2 separate regions of the Homo sapiens genome follow, and region 2 is linked to region 1. The links are chromatin contacts, found by Hi-C or POLR2A ChIA-PET in ENCODE. All regions are on one chromosome and are shown on one strand. The core of a region is the stretch at or near the end of the contact, and the rest is flanking DNA. Distances in the headings are between cores, read along the strand shown. Region 1 holds the start of TM9SF4 (transmembrane 9 superfamily member 4). Region 2 holds the start of PXMP4 (peroxisomal membrane protein 4).

Region 1 (5,321 bases), core at 1,137-3,636:
GACTAAAATCCAAACTCCTTTCCACAGCCTCTGTGCCAACTGAGAACAAGCTGGCTCCCTTCAAGTACTGTCCTGAAGGGGATGGGAAGGGGAAGCAGCCTAATACAACACTATTTCAAAATGCAATCCACAGACAACAAAATGTAGACCGCAGTCCTTCCCATTTCCAGGCATGCTTCTCAAAACAGTTGCTCTTGCTTCCCTCCAGTTTCATCTTGTATCATTCTCTCCTACCCCAACCCTCATCATGCTTCGGCCCCTCCAGCCTTCTGTGTGTTCCTCAAAAACACCAAGCTCCCTTCCACATCGGCCCCTTACACTTGCCATTTCCTTTGCTTGGAACATTCTTTGCATGGCTGGTTCCTTCTTGTTAATTATGTTTTAACTCAAGTCACCTCCTCTGAGAAGACTTCTTTCTGACCACTCAATCCAAAGTAGTTGTGTCACCCAGTCACCCCTAATCACTATCACTTCATTTTGCTGTCCTCACAGCATCTACTGGTGACATTATTTTGTTCACGTATTTACTTGTTCACTGCCTGTCTCCTCAAACCAGAAAGGCTCCACAAGTGTAGGGACCTTGACCCTGTAATTCACAACTACATCCCTAGTTCCTGGAACAGAATTGGTACTCAAATATTTGTTGACTAAATAGATGTGTACCACATATATGTATTGCTAGCTTATAACCTCTTAAAAATCTCTGAACAAGGCAGGGATTTCCCAGTGCAGTGCCGTAAATACCACTTTACTCAATGTTTTCCTTATAGCAAGAGAGGGTGTGATTTCCTTTTAAGTTCTTACACTATCTCTGTTCTGAATGTGGTACCAGAATATATATACATATATGTAGGTTTCAACATACTACTTTGAGGATTTGCCCCACTCGTGGTTCAGCCTGAAGTCTGAAACCACAGAAACCAGGTAAGGCCATGAAATCTTTTTACCTGACCTCTGAAGTTCTAAATAAGGAATCCCTCATTAAACAAAGGTAAGTTCTCAGTCAGCTAAGAGAAGGAGGGAAAATTGCTACCAGTCAATAATATATCCCTGTTTGGAGAAAACCAACACCAAATTATTTAAGCCAGAATCTTCCTTTGCTAAAGTCAAATGTCATTTCCTTTTCTCTGAGTCTTCCTTGTCATTCACTCCCCGGACGAAATTATCTGCTGAGGAGGCAGTATGCAGGAAGACCCAGGAAATCATTCTGGACTAAGTGACTTCAATTTTAGTTCTGGTCTCTTGACAAGCAGAATTTGAACTAAACTTTTAGAAAAAGGGCCAGTCCTTCAAAGATTTACTTCCAAGGTTCTGCACCAGGAGCCCGCAAGCTCTGACCCAACTTCCAAGCATGGCTATTTTACCTCCACCCTCATCCACACACAGACTTCATCCCAACATATAGCTTCATAATAAAGAGCCTTCATCCCTAACGAGCTGTGTGGCCATGTTGGGGAATGGGAAGGAGAGCAGTGAGGTGGGGCTATTAGTGTTTTTCAAAACGTAGTTCACAGACCACCTCCACTATATAATCACTAGAGTGCTTATAAAAGGGCAGATTCCTGGGCATCACCTAGCCCTATGGAATTAGAATCTCTGGGAGTGGGGCTGCTCAGGAAACTGCATTTTTAGCATGCCTCCCCCTACACACCTCGAGATTCTTATGCACAGTAAAGTTTGAGAACCAACAGGGTAAAAGGTCCCTAAGAGAGGGGCAGGGAGTTGACTGAGAGAAGACAGGAAGGGCAGGGAAGCCTCTAGGGATGAAAGATGGGGGTGGGGTAGGTGAAGGCAAGCTCTGGGGTAGCGGCAGTCAAGGGGGTGCGCGATGGGGACAGCTATGAGTGTAAGTGAGGACAGGGCTCTGAAAAGGATCTGAGGCAGCGCTTGGGCTGGGAGGGTGGTCAGAGGAGAGGTCACATCTGCGGACTGGTTATGATGGTGGGGAGGCGGGGAGAGCAGGGTCTGGACGTGACGGGGAGGAGCAAGGATGAGAATAACGGGAGGGGGTCTTCAGAGGGGTCAGGACAGGGAGGTGAGAAATGGAAAATGGGGCTCACAGTGGGCGGAGACCAAAAGTAGAATGGGAACCGGCGAAGGCAGCAGCCGAGGTCTTCCTCCGAAACGGCGCCTCCCCCAAAACTCGGGGCCTTCACAAGCCTGAGTGCAGGGGCAGGGCCAGGGAGGTGGATTTCGGGGAAGACAAGCCCAGTCAGAGGTAGCCCTCAGGCCTGAGTCAGGGGTCCCGGAGGTGGCTCAGGGCCAGGCATGGGGTGCTGGAAGATCCTGGGATACCCCGGAGGGCCCCGCTCCAGCTCCCGCTCCCGGAGTCTCCTTCACTCACCATCGCCGTCGCCATCTTGGATCCACGTGTCGCCGTAATGACGTCAGCGGAAGTGGTGCTCCCTGGTTACGGAGTTTAACTCCACAAGGTGGTCGTCTGGCTTCAACCGCTCCTGTAGTGGCGGTCAGCAGAGGGGAAAAGGAGTCTTAGCTCCTGCTCGACAGTCTGGTCTGGGAAAGTAAGGTCGCTGATTAGGTGAAGAGAGAGAACGGTGTAACTAAGGAAGCCATATTAGCTCCTGGCAGAAACTGAGCCTCCCTTATTCCCGCTGCATTGTGGGTAATGGGGGTGTGCGAAAGTGCGCTCGTGCTCTCAGCGCCATCTTTACTACTGGCAGGAAGACCCATTGCCAGGGTTACCTGAGACCTTGATTTGAGGGAAAGGGTGGGCACTGGGGCTCCAAGAGCAGTACGACTCCAAGAATAATTTGTAATTATATATTTAAGTATTTGTTTGATTTTAAGTATTTGTTTGACTATCCTATATCCTCTTTAGTAGACTGTAATCCCCATGAGGGTGGACCCTGTTTTTTTGTTTGTTCGTTTTTTACCTTGCTCTTCCTCATTCCCATCTGTGAAATGGGAAGGGGGTTGGTTCATCATAGGCTTGTGATGAGGATTCAGTGACACAGTATTACATAGGATGTATTCAATAAATAATTGTCAGTATATGTTTATGTATACTCCTTTGGGCTTGTGGTAGATGCCCAATACATTATTTTTTAAATGAACGAGTGAAAACCAGCATATTCAGTGGAGGGAGATATCTCTGAATGTGGACGTCATGCACTAGCTTAGTGTGTGACTCCAGACAAGTCACGCAATCTTCCTAAGCCTCAGTTTCCAAATCTGTGAAAAAGAGACTCAAAGAATCATGGTATTAAGGTTGGGAAAGAACTCAAAGTTCATTTGACCCATGTATATCACTTTAAACTGAATACAGTACCAGTGCTATCTTAGACTGTTTTAAAAAAGCTATTAAAAGAATAATAATGATTAATAATAATCATCAGCACTTGCCGAGCATTTTGTGTGCTGCAGCACTTAGCATTATGCTAACAGTTCATTAGACTCTTTTTATCTAATTCTAGGGGGCAAGGGACAGTTGAACTCTGATCCCCACCTATGGGCACCACTGTGGTGGATTTTCTGCAAAGATGGCTGCCACGTAGTTCTGTCCGTCCTTGCATGATGAGCATACGGTTTCTCTCCTCAAGAGATAGACTCTGTTTTACCTCCTGTTGAATCTGGCTGGTCATGTTGGTTGCTTTGACCAATAGGATGTGCTACAAGTGATTCTGCCAGTACTGAGCCTAGGCCTTAAGAGGATTGAAAACGTCTGATTCTACCTTCTTGGTTATAAAGAAGTGTAGCTACTCTGCTGGAAAGGCACCTGGAGAGAGAGGGAGGCCCAGCCAACTCCTCAAGACATTCTAGAAACTACAGCTAAGCACTATAATATGTAACTGAAGTCATCTTGGACATTCCAACCCCCACTGAGCTACTAGCTGAATGCAGCTACATGAATAACCTCATGAACACCATGTGGACCAAAAGAACTGCCCAGCTAAGCCCAGCTTTAGAGTGGGGTGGTTTATTATAGATCATTTCAGTAATAGATCATTGAAACACACACCCATTAACTCTTGTGACCTGCACAACCATCCTGAAGATTGGCAGATTGGCTATTAACCCCAAGGAGGAGGAAGCTTGAGAGACTAGGGGGAATTTGCTGCAGTCTCATAGTTTCCAGACTTGGAACCAGTTTTCCTAGAGCTTCGATCCTGAGTGTTTCCCACCATTTCTAGCTGCCTGAAGAAAGATAACTGATAAGGAGCAAAGCTCCATAAATGGCCTATTATTTTTTAGTATTTCCATTTTTTTTCTCATGCTTTGTATTTTTCCCTAAAGGCCTTTCATATCCCAATCTCTTTTGGTGACATATGCCAGAATCCTAGAACTAGACTGCCTGGGTTCAGAACGCATTTCCACCACTCATTAGCTCCATAACATGGGCAAGTTTCTCTTTTTTTTCTGAAAAAAATTTTTTTTGAGATGGAGTCTCACTCTGTTGCCGAGGCTGGAGTGCAGTGGCGCAATCTCAGTTCACTGTAACCTCTGACTCCCGGATTCGAACAATTATCTTGCCTCAGCCTCCTGAGTAGCTGGGATTACAGGTGCATGCCACCAAGCCCGGCTGAGTTTTTGTATTTTTAGTAGAGATGGGGTTTCGCCATGTTGGCCAGGTTGGTCTAGAACTCCTGACCTCGAGTGATCTGCCTGCCTTGGCCTCCCAAAGGGCTGGGATTACAGGTGTGAGCCACTGGACCCGGCCTAAATATTTTTCATTGTTGTAAAATATGCATAACTAAATATTGACTATTTTAATCATTTTTAAGTGCACAAATCAGTGAAATCAACTACATTCACAAAGTTGTCAATCATTACCGTCATCCGTCTCCAGAACATTTTCGTCATCCCTAAAAATGAATATCCACATGCAAAAGAATGAAATTGGACCTTTATCTCACACTATATACAAAATCAATTCAAAATGGATTAAAGACTTATAGGGCCAGAAACTGTAAAGCTACTAGATGAAGACATAGGGAAAACTTGACATTGGCTTGGGCAATGATTTTTTGGATATGACACCAAAAGCACAGGAAACGAAAGCAAAAATAGACAGGTGGGATTGCATCAAACTAAAAAGCTCTGCACAGCAAAAGAAACAACAGAGTAAAAAGGTGACCTCCAGAGCTGAGGAAAATATTTACAAATCAAAAACGATCTGATAAGGGGTTAATATCCAAAATATATAAGGAGCTTAAATAACTCAATAGCAAAAAATCCCAAATAACCTGGTTTAAAAATGGGCAAGAGATCTAAGCAGACATTTCTCAGGAAACAGACAAATGGCCAGCAGGTAAATGGAAAGGTGCTCAACATCCTTAATCATCAGGGAAATGTAAATCGAA
Region 2 (5,321 bases), core at 842-3,341, 1.6 Mb before region 1:
GCGTGAGCTACCTACCGCACCTGGCAGAGCTTCAGTGTTTTTTTGTTTTTGTTTTTGTTTTTTAATTTTTTAGAGACGGGGTTTCACCATGTTGGTCAGGGGTGGTCTCGAACTCCTGGCTTCAAGTGATCCGCCCGCCTCGGCTTCCCAAAGTGCTGGGATTACAGGCATGAGCCACTGTGCCCAGCCAAGGAACTTCAGTGTTTTTAAGAGGATATTTTAATATATTATCTAACATAGTCATTATCTTCAGAGGAAGGATGAACTGAATAAAGTAGCCTACCATCACAAAAGAAAAATCCCGGACAACCCAGTTTCAGTGACAAAATAGGCCCAGCACAACTCCCTCCTTCATTGACCTCTGAAATTGTCCCCTGACACTGAGCAAATAACATCACTGGTAAATACCATATGGCCCAAGTACCAGGGGACACCCTCACAAGTCACAGCCACCACTCAGTGTGTAGCTGTTATTCAGTGACAACTCCACATAGTGACATCATATGTTAATGTCACCCATCAATGCTCTCAGAGATGACAACCCAAAACTATGTGTTGCTTAAACAAGCAAGTGTTGAGTACCCACCATGTGCCTAGTGTTGGGGTTACAGCAGAAAACAAGACAAATAAGATTTCTTCCTTCATAGAATTTACAGTTTGATAAGGGCAATGGACAATGAACACATAGTAAACAAGTCTAAAGTGTCAAAAGTTCTATAAAAAAAAAAAACACATAAGAACCAGGGTGGCCGGGCACGATGGCTCACATTTGTAATTCCAGCACTTTGGGAGGCCGAGGCGGGCGGATCACAAGGTCGGGAGTTTGGACTAGCCTGGCCAATATGGTGAAACCCCGTCTTTACTAAAAATACAAAAATTAGCCGGGCGTGGTGGCATGCACCTGTAGTCCTAGCTCCTCAGGAGGCTGAGGCAGAAGAATCCCTTGAACCTGGGAGGCAGAAGTTGAAGTGAGCTGAGATCACACTACTGCGCTCCAGCCTGGGTGATAGATCCGAGACTCAGTCTAAAAAAAAAAAAAAAAAAAAAAGAGCCAGGGTAATGAGTCAGAGTGGACAGTGCTACTTCAAATTGGATGTCTCAGAAAGTCTCTCTGATGAAGTGGCATTTGAGCTGAAACCTGAAGGATGAGAAGAAGCCCATCATGGGAAGAGCCCAGGATGGCGAATATCAAGCAGGGAACCAGCAAGTGCAAAGGCCCTGAGGTAGAAGGGTTCTTGGCCCAAGGAACAGAAAGGAGGCTGTTTGGCTGGGAAGCAGTGAGGTGGCAAGTGCTGGAACGTGGGGTCAGAGGGAGAGGCACGGACCAGATCACAGGAGGTCTTCTCTCTTGGGCCTTGGGGAGGAGTTTGGATTCTAAGAATAAGTGGACGCCGGCTGGGTTCACGCCTGTAATCCCAGCACTTTGGAAGGCCGAGGCAGGTGGATCACCTGAGGTCAGGAGAGCAGCCTGGCCAACATGGTGAAACCCCGTCTCTACTAAAAATACAAAAAAATTTGCCAGGCATGGTGGTGGGTGCCTGTAGTCCCAGCTACTCAGGAGGCTGAGGCAGGAGAACTGCTTGAACCCTGGGGGGTGGAGGTTGCAGTGAGCCGAGATCGCGCCACTGCACTCCAGCCTGGGTGACAGAGCGAGGCTGCATCTCAAAACATACATACGTACATGGAAGCCATTGAGGGGCCATGTGACTGACACTCTGGGAAGATCGCTATGGTAAAGGATATCCCAGTCAGAACTATCTCGCATAAAGATGGGGCCCTGCTCCTCCCTGTATCATCACCTGTCGCCCATCCCATCTCTAAGCAGGGCCACTCCTCATTCAGGAGCCCTCCTTCCAAGTACACGCCTCCTTCCAAACCCACTCGTGAACCCAACATGGCCCAAGGGAAAGTGCCTTCTGATTGGACAAATCGTGTGTGACCTTGGGCGGAGCCCACTGTGATTGGCTACAAGCTTTCCTTTCTCTTCCAGTCAGACAACTATTTCGATGAGTGCTATTGTCCCATGAGACAAGTACGCTCTCTGATTGGTCTTCCATGCATGAGTGACGCAGAAACAGCCTATAGACGCCACGAGTCGGCGGCGCTACCGAGGGGCTGTGGGCGCGCAGCTGGAACCTCCGGCTGTCAGTGCGCTTACAGTTCCTAACCCCGACCCTGCGCGCAGCCCGCACTATGGCAGCCCCGCCGCAGCTAAGGGCTCTGCTCGTAGTCGTCAACGCACTGCTGCGCAAGCGCCGCTACCACGCTGCGTTGGCCGTGCTTAAGGGCTTCCGGAACGGGGCTGTGTGAGTGGGGCCGTCGGGCCGGGCTGGGGCTGAGGGATGTCCTGCCTGGGGTCAGAGGCGCGAGTTCGAAGTCCGATGCCGCGGTGCTGTTTGCCCTGGAGCAGTCCTCGTGTGTCTCTAAGTCTCGGAGGTCACCATCTGTGCAATGGGAGCTGGATTTTGGCTTGCGCGCCTTCCCAGCTCTGAACTGGGGCTCCCACTGCACATTTTCTGGGTCTTCCAACCTTTGCAGCCTGGCCCTCTTGCTTTGACTCCTCCCATGCCAGCTTCTGTATCCCCTCATTTGGGTTCAGTTCACCTCACCTCTCTGTGTGCCTTTGGGCCTCAACGGCCCCATCTGCACAATGGGGAACTGGACTCTGGCCTCTAGCTGGCAGGCGGATGCCTCCTGTCTATTCTGTCCCCATGAAGCTTGCCCATGGGCTTGCATCCTGCTTCTCACTTCTCACCTGTAGGACTCCAGCGCTAAGTCCCGTTCGGCTCAGGGGGCTCCTGGGACGTGACAATGAATGTAAAAGAAGCTGCAACTATCCTGGCATCTTACCTGCAAGAGAGGTCTTGGGGTCATTGCCCTGGCTGGTGCCTAGAGGGGAGCTCAGTCTCCTTTAAACCTAGTGCATAACAGCCACCATTTATTGAGGGCCTACAGTGCCAGAACCGGGGACAAAGCAGAGAACAAACCAGAGAAAGTGGTTTGTGTCCCCCAGAATTGGCATCCTAGTGGCAACGTGGGATGGTGGGAAGGATGTGGATGCCTTGGCTTGAACCCTGGCCCCACCTACCCGTGTGATCTGGAGGAAGTCATTTAGCCTCTCTAAGCCTCAATATCTGTAAAATGGGCATGGTACTAGTACTTATACTATCAGGATTGAGTCAATATGTGTGAAATGCTTAGCACAGGCTGGCCACGGTGGCTCACACCTGTAATCCTAGCACTTTGGGAGGCCGAGGCAGGCGGATTATCTGAGGTCAGGAGTTCGAGACTAGCCTGGCCAACATGGCAAAACCCCGTTTCTACCAAAAATACAAAAATTAGCCGGGTGTAGTGTCACATGCCTGTAGTCCCGGCTACATGGGAGGCTGAGGCAGGAGAACCGCTTGAACCCAGGAGGTGGAGGTTGCAGTGAGCTGAGATTGTGCCACTGCACTCCAGCCTGGGTGACAGAGTGAAACTCCATCTCAAAAGGAAAAAAAAGAAAGTTTCATGAGGCCATAACTTTATCTATTTTGTTCCTTGGTGTATTACTAGCACCTGGTATTTAGTAGTTTCTGAAATATTTATTGAATGAATGAATAAGTGTGCAAGATCAGAATTGCCATTGTCCCCATTTTCCAGATGAAAAGGCTGTAGCTCAGAGGTAGACCCATTGCTCGTGGCCACAGCACTTGGTCACGGTTGGAGCCGGGATTCAAACCCAAGGATGCCTGGCACCAGTGCCAGGCTCTTGGCTCCCATGGACACTCAAGAGTCAGGTAGAACTGGTTCCCACTGGGTCTGGCCAAGGGCATATCCTTGATGTGCCCTGAGATAACATCAGTAACCCTTTTGCCAAGTTTTTTTTTTTTTTTTTTTTTTTTTTTTTTGAGATGGAGTGTCGCTCTGTTGCCCAGGCTGGAGTGCAGTGGCGCAATCTCGGCTCACTGCAAGCTCCGTCTCCCAGGTTCACACCATTCTCCTGCCTCAGCCTCCTGAGTAGCTGGGACTACAGGCACCCACCACCACGCCCGGCTAATTTTTTTGTATTTTTAGTAGAGACAGGGTTTCACCGTGTTAGCCAGGATGGGCTCGATCTCCTGACCTCGTGATCGGCCTGTCTCGGCCTCCCATTGTGCTGGGATTACAGGCGTGAGCCACCACACCCAGCCTTGGACACAGGTTTGATTCCAGTCTTTTGTTTTTTCAAACAAGCCTGCAGTGAACATTCATGTATATTTGGGGAGACAATAGTATGTGGCTCATGACCATTGTCTCAAGGAGGCTGTCAGGATTTTTAGACCTTGTAGCCTGGTAAGACCAGGGTTGGGTACCTGGAGAACTTAGGGATAGGGGTAGGGGTGGAGGTGTCCAATAAAGAAGAGTAAGAAAAGAAGAGACACTAATATTGATTGACCTAGGAACTTTTATATGTGCGTAACTGCCAAAAGCCATTCTGTAAAATGGAGAATACCTTTTGTTGATGGGAAAAGGGAGGTTCAGAGAGGTTAACTAATTTATCCAAGCTCACATAGCAAAACATGGCAGGGCTTTGGCCCAAATACCACTGTCTTTCTACTATTCATCTGAGTATAGTTAAAACAATGAAAGTAAACATGGTCTTGTTCACGTCATTCCTAGATCCCTAAATGAGGAGGGGAAAGGAAGGGTGGGGGAAGAGGTTTGAATCTTAAAAAGAGGCAATTATGTAACAATTATGTAACATTTAAAATATTTAATAATTTTTTTTTTTTTTTTTTTGAGACGGAGTCTCGCTCTGTCGCCCAGGCTGGAGTGCAGTGGCGCGATCTCGGCTCACTGCAAGCTCCGCCTCCCGGGTTCACGCCATTCTCCTGCCTCAGCCTCCCAAGTAGCTGGGACTACAGGCGCCCGCCACTACGCCCGGCTAATTTTTTGTATTTTTAGTAGAGACGGGGTTTCACCGTTTTAGCCGGGATGGTCTCAATCTCCTGACCTCGTGATCCGCCCGCCTCGGCCTCCCAAAGTGCTGGGATTACAGGCGTGAGCCACCGCGCCCGGCCTAAAATATTTAATAATTTTAAAAGCAGTACTTAATCATAGATAATTCTGGAAGTCTAGAAAAGTTTAAAAAGCAAGCAAAAATAAATTATATCTATTATATATTCCTCCAGTGCAGTGGGCATTGCTAATAACAGTGGCATATTTCCTTCCAGTTTTTTATTTTATTTTATTTTTGTTTTTGAGACAGAGTCTTAGTCTGCTGCCCAGGCTGGAGTACAGTGGCACGATCTTAACTCGCTGCAGCCTCTGCCTCCTGGGTTCAAGAGATTCTCCTGCCT

The links. A loop is a pair of places that touch in the nucleus more often than their neighbours do. ChIA-PET counts read pairs that join two places held with the same protein, here RNA polymerase II (POLR2A). Pooled maps may share reads with other maps.
Region 2: a loop to region 1 is called in a pooled map, with 9 times the contacts of the local background. The contact joins the promoter of PXMP4 here to the promoter of TM9SF4 in region 1. A Hi-C loop is called at or near these places in 6 of 50 pooled maps. POLR2A ChIA-PET finds 5 or more read pairs at or near these places in 3 of 52 experiments (H1, RWPE1 and naive thymus-derived CD8-positive, alpha-beta T cell).

The regions. Positions count from the first base shown.
Region 1 is chr20:32,106,779-32,112,099 of GRCh38, reverse strand. TM9SF4 (transmembrane 9 superfamily member 4) reads right to left here and starts at 2,386. Exons shown (of 18, transcript NM_014742.4): 1 at 2,345-2,386. The coding sequence starts at 2,359. RefSeq lists enhancers at 1,380-2,122, 2,286-2,465, 2,123-2,867, 1,870-3,069.
Region 2 is chr20:33,717,080-33,722,400 of GRCh38, reverse strand. It overlaps PXMP4 (peroxisomal membrane protein 4), which reads left to right and starts at 2,091. Exons shown (of 4, transcript NM_007238.5): 1 at 2,091-2,306. The coding sequence starts at 2,194. RefSeq lists an enhancer at 2,495-2,544.